2 separate regions of the Homo sapiens genome follow, and region 2 is linked to region 1. The links are chromatin loops, found by intact Hi-C in ENCODE. Cell type or tissue: A673. All regions are shown on one strand. Each heading gives the region's core, and the rest is flanking DNA. Links, peaks and the distances in the headings are about the cores only.

What was found. A loop is a pair of places that touch in the nucleus more often than their neighbours do. Peaks named below come from ENCODE experiments on the same cell type or tissue, not always from the same donor. Only the 100,000 strongest peaks of a DNase experiment are listed, where the experiment ranks them.
Region 2: a loop joins it to region 1, with 2.3 times the contacts of the local background. A loop is called at or near these places in 6 of 110 quality-filtered maps.

The regions. Positions count from the first base shown.
Region 1 is chr17:67,218,313-67,223,690 of GRCh38, reverse strand. HELZ (helicase with zinc finger) reads left to right here. Exons shown (of 33, transcript NM_014877.4): 4 at 4,869-5,096. The coding sequence starts at 4,887. Among named protein-coding and RNA genes, the nearest start is that of HELZ-AS1, 24 kb to the left of the region's middle. In A673, for the core only: a CTCF peak has its summit at 2,451 (motif pointing left); a DNase peak (open chromatin) is centred at 2,430; H3K27ac peaks cover 420 bases.
Region 2 is chr17:67,357,403-67,362,780 of GRCh38, reverse strand. It overlaps PSMD12 (proteasome 26S subunit, non-ATPase 12), which reads left to right. Exons shown (of 11, transcript NM_002816.5): 2 at 5,203-5,262; 3 at 5,350-5,378. Among named protein-coding and RNA genes, the nearest start is that of PSMD12, 6.5 kb to the left of the region's middle. In A673, for the core only: a CTCF peak has its summit at 2,722; DNase peaks (open chromatin) are centred at 2,720, 3,601 and 4,000; H3K4me3 peaks cover 514 bases; H3K27ac peaks cover 4,439 bases.

The DNA of each region.
Region 1 (5,378 bases), core at 181-5,180:
AACCTTCGCCTCCTGGGTTCAAGTGATTCTCCTGCCTCAGCCTCCCGAGTAGCTGGGACTACAGGCATGTGCTACCACATCCGGCTAATTTTTTGTATTTTTAATAGAGACGGGGTTTCACTTTGTTAGCCAGGATGGTCTCAAACTCCTGAGCTCAGGTGATCTGTCCGCCTCAGCCTCCCAAAGTGCTGGGATTACAGGCGTGAGCCACCACGCCCGGCCAAGTTTGGATAATTTTTAACAGGAAGAGAAAGAGTCAAGACAGATGGGGCGGACCTCAGCAATGGGCGAATGTGATGCTTCTTCCTACATTGGTGTGCTTAATGTGCTTAATGTGACTCAGCTCCAGCGACTTCCATTCCCTGGGCCACTCTGTCCCTGTGGGAAAAATCCTTAGAGACCCAACTTAGTATCTTCTTTTTTTCTTTTTTGAGACGGAATCTCGCTCTGTTGCCCAGGCTGGAGTGCAGTGGCGCGATCTCGGCTCACTGCAAGCTCTGCCTCCCGGGTTCATGCCATTCTCCTTCCTCAGCCTCCCGAGTAGCTGGGACTACAGGCGCCCGCAACCATGCCAGGCTAATTTTTTTTTTTTTTTTTTTGTATTTTTAGTAGAGATGGGGTTTCACCGTGTTAGCCAGGATGGGCTCGATCTCCTGACCTCATGATCCACTCGCCTCGGCCTCCCAAAGTGCTGGGATTACAGGCGTGAGCCACCGTGCCCGGCCTCACTTAGTCAGTATCTGCCCTTGGATCTGGCTGTTACGTTCAGGTAGCAGGATCACATACAATAGATACAGATGTATCGATGTGTCCTAGGCAGGGGTGTCAGCTACACTCTTGAAGTGTATCTGGGAGCTGGCCTCATTTAGAAGTACTTCTAGATCTCTCACTGCGTATTATCCATAGTCCATTTTAGCATGGCCTGAGATGTTTTCTCATTTTGACTTTGACAGACAGTTTTGCTTTTATGCTTGATAAACCACTTTAGCTTCTTCAGAAGGAGTGGGTGCAGTAAGGTCATGCTGTTTTCTGAAAAGCTCGACAAAACAGCTGAACGGAGCATGCGTTGTATTGAGTTCCACACTACAGCTAAGTGACCCTACTGTGATTCAGGTAGATCTTGGAAACTAGTCATCAGGCCCTGATTAACAAAGGTAATTGGGGTAGATATCCACTTCTGAGGAAGGGTCGTAAATTGAGTCATTTCCTCTCAAAGCTCCTGAAATTCATAGTTCTGCGCTTAATCTCTACTTACATATTAATGTTACCGAGCTCTCCCTGGCTAATATGTTTGGGAATCATTGTTGATATTAATCTTTGTGATCATCCCTCATAGCCAGATTTACGGTTTAGCTAGTCCTTGTCAGTGACTTGCAGATATACTTTTTTCTCCAATGGCTATTCTTTGGATAATCATTACCAGTGTATTGAGATGGAGAAAATAGGTGAAAATCCTCTGTCAAGTAGGTAAAGTAATTACATAGAATAATACTTCATTGTCTATACCGTATTGTATGTTGAGATCAGTAAAGTGATTTCAGCTTTATGTAGGCTGGGTACAGTGGCTCACGCCTGTAATCCCAGCATTTGGGAGGCCAAGTTGGGATGATCTTTTGAGGCCAAGAGTTTAAGACTAGGCTAGGCCACACATTGAAACCCTGTCTCTACAAAAAAATAAAAAAAAAATTAGCCGGTTGTGGTGGCATGCACTTGTAGTCCCAGCTTTTTGGGAGGCCAAGGAAGGAGGATGATTCCCAAGTGTGTGGCAGCAGGAGCTATGATTGCACGACTACACTCCCAGCATGGGCTGCGCAGCGAGACTCTGTCTCTTAAAAAAAAAAAAAAAAACACAAAAAACAGCAACAACAACAACAAAAAACTTTATATAAAGTGAAAATAAGGAATTTTAGAGACATTATAATAGCTAACACTTATTGAGCACTTATGTCCCAGGCATTCTTTTAAGTACTTTATAGGTATTATTTCACTTAATCCTTGCAGTAACCCTAGGAGGTAGGTATTAGTTGTCTTCCCAGTTTAGAGGTGAGCAAGTTGAAATAATCCATGTAAAGCCACTTGCCCCAGGCTATGCAGCTGGAGAGTGGTGCAGCTGGTGAATTCTGGTTCCCAGTCTGTGCTCTGGATCACTGTGCTATACTCATTCCTAAGAAAGATTTTAGCTGGTGCATTATTAGCTTTGTTTTCTTACGACTTCTTTTTGTATTATTGGTCTGGATGTGGGCTGGGAGTTCTGTAGGGAAGATTTGCTAATTCTAGGGCCTCTGGTATCCATGGACTTTATGAATCTTGTGTTGCTGTTATCTGGCAAGCAGTGTATGCTTGTCTATATTAGTAGTTCTCAACTAGAGCTGATTTTGCCTTCTCCAGACATTTACTGGAGACATATTTGGTTGTCACAAGTCAGGGGACGTGCTACTGACATCTGCTGGTGAGGACTAGGGATAATGACTGCTCAATAACCTACAATGCACAGAATGGCCCACAGCAAAAAATTATTGAGCCCAAAATGTTAATAGTGTTGATATTTTATATCTGGACTATATCATGAGTTAGTAATTTTGTAATGCCACTCTTTGTCTAATGGGCAACATTGCTGTAGTGATACAGAAATTATTTTTGACTTTTATTGAACAATTGATTTCACCCACATCAATGTATGTTTGTGTAACAGGCATGCATACCAACTGTGTCTTATTTAAATCCCCTTACCCTTAAACTAAACTGGGAATTACAGCCTCCCTGAAGGAAAGCTGAGGAAGTTTAAAGGGAAACCATGTAAAAGACCAAGAATACAGTACTCTTTTTTTTTGGGGGGGGGGGAGTTATCTTAATAACACAATTAAATTTCTTCTTTTTTTATATTAAAAGTGTTAGTTTAGGCTTGGTGCAGTGGCTCACACCTGTAATCCTAGCACTTTGGTTGGCTGAAGCGGGAGGACAGCTTGAGCCCAGGAGTTTTGATACCAGGCTGGGCAACATAGGGAGACCCTGTCAATACAAAAATAAAATAAAATAACGATTTAGCGGGACATGGTGGTGCATGCCTGTAGTCCCAGCTACTCAAGATGCTGAGTTAGAAGGATTGCTTGAGCCTGGCAAGTCGAGGCTGCAGTGAGCAGTGATTGTGCCACTCTACTCGAGCCTAGGTAACAGAGTGAGACCCTGTCTCAAAAAAAAGTGTTAAAATTAAAAATTCCAAACTGAGAAAAGTAGGGAATGTTATATTGTACCACATGTGTAAATCCCCAATATTGAACAAATGCTGACAAATACTGTTGAAGTCCTTTTTGAACTCTCCCTTATCTCATTCCCTAGCTATTTCTACTGTTTTGGTAGACCAAGAATCTCAAAAGCTGAAGGGGCTTAGACCTCTTCAGATGTCTGTCATCTTGCCTCCTGCTGCTCTCTATGAGCTGCCCATCAATGACTTTTCTCCCCTCATCTTGCACTGCAGTTTATTGGCAGCAGATGGTTACAGCACAGCGAGGAGAGGGCAGGGCCCATGTGTCATTATAAAAGCCGAGAAGGCTGGCAGAGAACATATATGTAGGCTGGAGGCAGGCGGAAGGGACAAAGAAGTACCGTAAGGCCAGCGGTTAAGGTGGAAGGTAGGGAGGAGCAGGAGAGAGAGAAGGTGGATGCAGGCACGGAAAGCAATCTGTAAGTTTGACAGAGATGGTCAGCAAGAGTGACTCTTTGGAGCAGTATTGTGAATGTCAGGTCAAAGGATGTCGGTCTTCTGTGTCCAAGTTTTCCACCCCTGCCATGAGTGTTATAGCTAGGGAGAAACAACGTGTAAACTCCTGCTATTTCTTACTTGGACTATTTTAGTGATCTCTTACTAATGGCAATGTTTGCCATTTCTTCCCCTGTGGCAAGCTGTGATTTCTTCTATTTCTAACCAGTTCTTTATAGAACTGGTAGGACTTATGTTTGATAGATTCCTTCCGTATTTAAAAAATTTCATCGTGTTCCATTGCCTGTGGAATAAAACCCTTGCTTCTTGTTGTGGCATTTGAGGTCATTCATAGCTTCTCTTACTCCTCTGATGTACCTTGAGTTTAGGCTGTGTATTTTCTCCCCTTGGTGATTTCACTTGAACTCGTCTCTCTGAAAAGCTCACATTTGCTCTCCCTGTCATCTGTATGGTGAACTCCTGTTCACCTTTTGCAATCAGCTCATGCCTTTAGGCAGATGGAATAAGTCTTTTTTGTAATTGTTCATTTGTGCTTTGCCTGTCTTGCTAGAATCTGAGTTTCTTGAAAGCAGAGATGACATGCCCTGTCTTTGCATTCATTGCTGCTAGCACAGGGCCTGGCCCTCGAGAAATGTTTGTTGAATTGAATTAATGGACAGTTCATACAGTTCCAACCAGTTTTTTAATTGGTGGGAAATAATCCTGCATGGTATAGATTTTGGTTTTTTGCAATCATGGTCACAGAACTGTGAGACTGAAATTAGGAAACTGAAATTTGGAGATTTGGATATGAAACGTTTCTGTCCCTTTGGTTAAGAAAGGGGATCCTTTATGGTTTGTTGTATACTTTGCGGTATTCACAGTCATGTTTCATTTCTAAATTTGCCTCATTTATAAATTTGTTATATTGTTGGTATGATCCTGGCTTATGATTGACATTTTGCTTGAATCTTAGTAAAGACTTCATAAAATATCAAAGAGAAGTATAGATTTTGTAGCATCAATAGCTGCTGCTTAGCTGTGACCTTGATCAAAAGGCTAGCTGAGAGTATTCAGATAGATAATTAAGCCAGCTGAGATAGGAATGGGGCTAGAATTTATAATTAATAAGTTTAAAAAACCTTCTCTTGTTCTTTCTCCCTGTCTGTAGGATTTTTGTCCCTGAGTCATGGAAGACAGAAGAGCTGAAAAGTCATGTGAACAAGCATGTGAATCACTTAAGAGGCAGGACTATGAAATGGCCCTCAAGCACTGCACAGAGGCCCTTCTTTCTCTTGGCCAGTACTCCATGGCAGACTTCACAGGGCCTTGTCCATTGGAAATAGAACGCATCAAAATCGAGAGTCTTCTCTACAGAATTGCCTCATTTTTGCAACTGGTGAGTAAACACTGTCAATAAGCCAATGCTGAACTATGTAAAATGGCCTTTTTCATTGAGGGGTGACGATACAAATAGCTAATTCTGGGCCAAAGAGATGTGAGTGAAGTGGCTGGTGATTGCTGAATATATTTGATGGCAAGGTAACTACGTTTTTGAACCTTGAAAACTGTTCTACTTTAGGGCATTTTGGATTATGCACTCACTCAACAAGTATTTATTGAGTATGTACTGTGTACTAGACACTGTTCTAGGTTCTTGTTATATATATTGATGAAAGAG
Region 2 (5,378 bases), core at 73-5,072, 140 kb before region 1:
TCAAGGTAATATGGTAGTACAGCTGGGATTTAGACCTGAGCAGTCTGGCTGCAGAGCCTGTAGTGGGTTTTTTTTGTTTTTTTGTTTTTTTTTTGGGTTTTTTTTGTTTTTTTTTTTTTGAGATGGACTCTTGCTCTGTTGCCCAGGCTGGAGTGCAGTGGCGCGATCTCGGCTCACTGCAACCTCCATCTCCCGGGTTCAAGGAATTCTCCTGCCTCGGCGTCCCCAGTAGCTGGGACTACAGGCGTGCACTACCATGCCTGTATTTTTAGTACAGACAGGGTTTCACCATACTAGCTAGGCTGGTCTCAAACTCTTGATGTTGTGATCCACCCGCCTCAGCCTCCCAGAATGCTGGGATTACAGGCGTGAGCCACCGCGCCCAGCCAGAGCCTGTATAAATTAACCATTCTACCGCCTCTGTGATTGGTGTGTAAGCACCCTGTGTCGGGATGATGGGGTGTTAGTAAAAGTGATACTAGTTCTTGATGATGGTTATCTCTTTGCCTTGTATTCAGGAGTTAAAAATTAAGGAGGGCCTTTTCTGCACTGTAAAGATATGGTATTTAGCAGTTCTTAATATACTGAGGGTTTCTCATTCTCTCTTTTTGATTATGTTGTATTTGGCACATGGTTATTTGGGGACTACTTACATTCTTAAATTGAATGTATCCTTTGATTCTCCTTCCTCTTAACCCATTTGTGCTGCAGGTTGCAAAATCTTTTTTGTGAAAAATCAGATCTTGGCGATGACCTTGAGCAGTAGGATATAAATAACTCCCACAAGCTTAGCGTTCCAGTAATGGAACACTAGGCCTAAATGTTAATGTCTTCCTCTCTCTCTCCCTCCCTCCCTCCCTTCCTTCCTTCCTTTTTTTTTTTTTTTTTTTTTTTTTTTTTTTTTTTTAGATACAGGGATCTCAAACTCTTGAGCTTAAGAGATCTTCCTGCTTCAGCTTTCTGAGTAGCTGGTAGTGCACAACACTGTACCTGGCTTAATGTCTTTTCATTTCTTTTGGTCACCTTCAGCCTCTTATGGTTAATGTCAAAAAGAGCAAGTGAAATGTAAAACAGTTTACATTGTTAACAGCTTAAACAAAAGAGACCCCTTTAAGGAATAGGTCACTTTAAAAGTTGGACTATGTAGGGGGAGTATTGGACTGGCTTTAAATTTCAACTATTTGTGGTGACTTTTTTTTTAGACCGAGTTTCGCTCTTTCACCCAGGCTGGAGTGCAGAGGCATGATCTCAGCTCACTGCAACCTCCCGTTCCCGGGTTCAAGTGATTCTTGTGCCTCAGCCTCCCAAGTAGTTGGGATTACAGGTGCTTACCACCACGCCCGGCTAAATTTTGTATTTTTAGTAGAGATGGGGTTTCACCACGTTGACCAGGCTGGTCTTGAACTCCTGACCTCAAGTGATCTGCCCGTCTTGGCCTCCCAAAGTGTTGGGATTACAGGCGTGAGCCACCATGCCTGGCTGTGGTGACTTTTTATTAGCCTTTTTCTTTCTTATTTAGGTTGTGTAACAAATCATTGAAAGATTGGATTCATTCAGGAATTAAAGGAGGTGCAAACAGAACTTATACTCAACATTGATGTTGAACAAACTCATTAGTCGCTTACATCATTTACAAGGATTATTTTAATGAGGAAAATGAGTCACTGAAGTCACATGTTCTAACAGGTTGGTTTTGGATAGCTTTCTAACCATTTGTTCCTCTGAGTTGAAAGGCAGCATCAAGGAGTTGGAATTTCAGGACCTGAGTGAATAGACAGGAAAAAGAGGAGGATGTTTAGCCATAGGGTAGAATGTGGAAGATTGGGAGAAAAAAGGGGGATGATTTGAAAATTGGAAATTGTATTAAATGAAATGATGGTAGTGTCCTTCAAATAGCACTAAATTGTCAACGGTATAGTTTGTCACATCCTGCTTATTGTGACAGTAAGAATCAGGAATCGTAAGCCATTGAGATCAACTGAATACAGATCAGGTGAGTGCCAATCCATTCAACACGTATTATATGGAGGTTGGTGCAAAGAGAAGTGACAAGTAAACGAGGATCCAGCCCTAAAGGAACTTGTAGACCACTTAGGAGGTAAGCTATGTGCATCAGTAACTGATACAAGGATGGAAGGATGGACCATAGTGTCTGCAGAAGCAGTGGCATGTGCTTGGTGTGATGCAGCTCACTGAACTGCAGTGATGAACAGTATAGACATGGCATCCCTGCTCTTACAGAGTTCGCATTCTACTGAGATTGGAAAGACAGTAAACACCAAAATAGAATATAGTTTGGGGTAATTGCAGAGTAGAGTCAGTATGGTTGAGTATGAAAGGAAGAGGTACTAAGTGACTACTGATTTTTAGAGAGTGTTATCCAAAAATGCCTTTGTAAGAAAATGACGTTTAATGTTTTGTTGATACTCCAGACTGTGGCTTTAGGCCAATGTGTGATTCTCTCACATGTATGATGCAATTTAATACCCATGCTTCTGAATTAGAATACCATATATTAAACCACACTTTATTGATCACAGTCACGTGACTAATAGTAATTGCAAATGTGATGGGTGACTGTCATTAAATAGTATTTTGCATTTTAACTATTTTTGCCCTTCATTTTGTTGCCAGATAGTAACCATAGAGATGACTTTGATCAAAGCGAAAGGTGAGATTTAAACTAGTACAGTAGGGGAAGCGCTGCACTCTAGTGGAGAGAGCTTTGGAGCTTGAGGCAGGAGCCCCGGATCTAGTGCTGCTCATTTCCTTTTGTGGCTAAGCAAGTCATTTTAAGCTGTTTAGTCCTCAGTCTTTTTAATCTCTAAAATGAAATGATTGAATTAAATAATGCCTAGCCGTCTTTCTAGTTCTAAGATTCTTTCATCTTTTAGGATTTATTAGCCTTCAACTTTGGAGAATTTATAGATTTGTTCATTGTTTTTTTCCTCTGATGAACATTTAGCCAGTATTTATTATATATATAAATCTATAGAACTTTCAGAGAAAGGAGAACTAGGGCTCTCCAAACAGGAAACGTTGTTAAAATATGTTAAGAATCACATATTTCAGATTTAATTAAAATAAGTTCAGACGGGCCATGCAGTATATATGCTGTGCCGCATGGAAGATTCATGCATGTTTAAAAGCTATCTTGGAAAAATATGGCAGCAGTATTTTAAAAAGTCAAAACATTATTTATGCCCATAATTCAGAAGCTATTTAATAAGTTTCTTTCATCAGTAGAAAAGGATAGTACTCACGTATCATCCATGAATGTTATTAAGATAAAAAAAATTCATTTTTGGTTAGAAAAACAATTTTTAAACAATACTCTTCTCATTTCAATTTATTGTCAGAGATATTTACATGATAGTTATTAATATTAGCATGTTAAATAAATGCATTTTAAAAATTTTTTATCTAGAGACCAGGTCTCACTCTGTCACCCAGGCTGGAGTGCAGTGGTACATTCCTAGCTCACTGCAGCCTCAAACTCTTGCACTCAAGTGATTCTTCCGCCTCAGCCTCCTGGGTAGCTAGGACCACAGGCACAGGCTACCTTGCCCAGCTAATTTGTAAATTTTTTGTAGAGACAGGATCTGCCCCTATTTTCCATGCTGGTCTCGAATTCCTGGGCTCAAGTGTCCTCCCACCTCAGCCTCCCAAAGTGCTGGGATTACAGTGCGTGAGACACCATGCCTGGCCAATGAGTGCAGTTTTTGTGCTGTATGTTGGTTTTGGTTTTATCAAAATGTGTGGTTCCTAATAGGATAACTTGTTTTACTCCTGGTGTATTATCATTTATGTTTATATTATTTGAGTTTTATTGTTCCAATCTCTAAATATATAGCCTAGGGAGAATGTTTTATTTTTACATCTGAGTTAGAGATGTGGAGAGGTTAGTGTAAGTTGTCAGAAACTGTATTTCAGTTGAATCAGTATCTGCTCAAGAGCATGACTTTAAGGATAGCATGTGTGGGTGTTCTCAGATGCCTTCATTTCCGGTAAGCATGATTACTAATTTATTCTTAAAGTCATTGAAAAATTAAACCATAGTTTCCTGTCTTTTAGCTCCAAGCATTCTTTTTATTTCTCCTTGGAACTCTGTATTTTAAAATATCTGTTAGGGTGACGGTAACTTCATAAAGGAATCATTTATTTTCCTACTTTTTTTTTCTTTTTTTTCTTTTCTTTTTTTTTTTTTTTTTTTGAGACAGGTTCTCACTCTGTCGCCCATGCTAGAGTGCAGTGGTGCGATCTTGGCTTACTGCAGCCTTCACCTCCATGGCTCAAGCCAGCCTCCCACTTCAGCCTCCAGAGTAGCTGGGACTACAGGTATGCACCACAATGCCCAGCTAATTTTTGTATTTTTTTGTAGAGACAGGTTTCGCCATGTAGCCCAGCCTGGTCTCGAACTCCTGAGTTCAAGATATCTGCCCCCTTCGGTCTCCTAAAATGCTGTCATTACAGGCATGAGCCACTGCACCTGGCCTCTGTTTTTATTCTTTAAAGACACATGTGACTACCACTTAGAGTCTCTGATCAGAACAGGATCCACCAGATGCAGTGGCTCAGGCCTGTAATCCCAGCACTTTGGGAGGCCGAGGTGGGATGATCGCTTGAGGTCAGGAGTTCAAGACCAGCCTGGCCAACATGGTGAAAGCCCATCTCTACAAAAAACAACAAAAATTAGCCGGGTGTGGTGGGGCACTCCTGTAGTCCCACCTGCTCCGGAGGCTGAGGCATGAGAATCGCTAGAACCCGGGAGGTGGAGGTTGCAGTGAGCCGAGATGGTGCCACTGCACTTCAGCCTGGGTGAAAGAGTGAGACTCTGTCTCAAAAAAAAAAAGAACAAGATAAACAGGTGTTACCACACTGAGTTGATAAATTAGAATCCAAAACAAAGACTTGATGTTTTCTTAGGTGTTACATGATTGTTATATGTTCAGTTTCTCTTAGGCATTTAAAAATATTAAAAATAGCTTATGGGCTTCAAGTAGGGAACCACTGACTGATGGAACCCACTAGAGAAGGAAGCACTATCATGAAAAGGAGAGAAACAAAACTAGTTATGGGTAGTCCTTTTCCTCTAGAAGAGGCTGTTGATTTTTCCTTTTCTGTGTCAAAACCATTTCATTTTAGACTAGTTATTTGCATTTTGTGTGTTTTTTTATTGTTCATTTTCATCTTTTGTTTTAGGAAGGAAGACTTCAAGAAGTCATTGAAACCCTTCTCTCTCTGGAAAAGCAGACTCGTACTGTGAGTAGTTTACAGGGGAAAGCTCAGTTACCATTAATTTCATTGAACATTCTTCCATTAACTTTCAATATATTTTTACCCTTACAGGCTTCCGATATGGTATCGACATCCCGTAT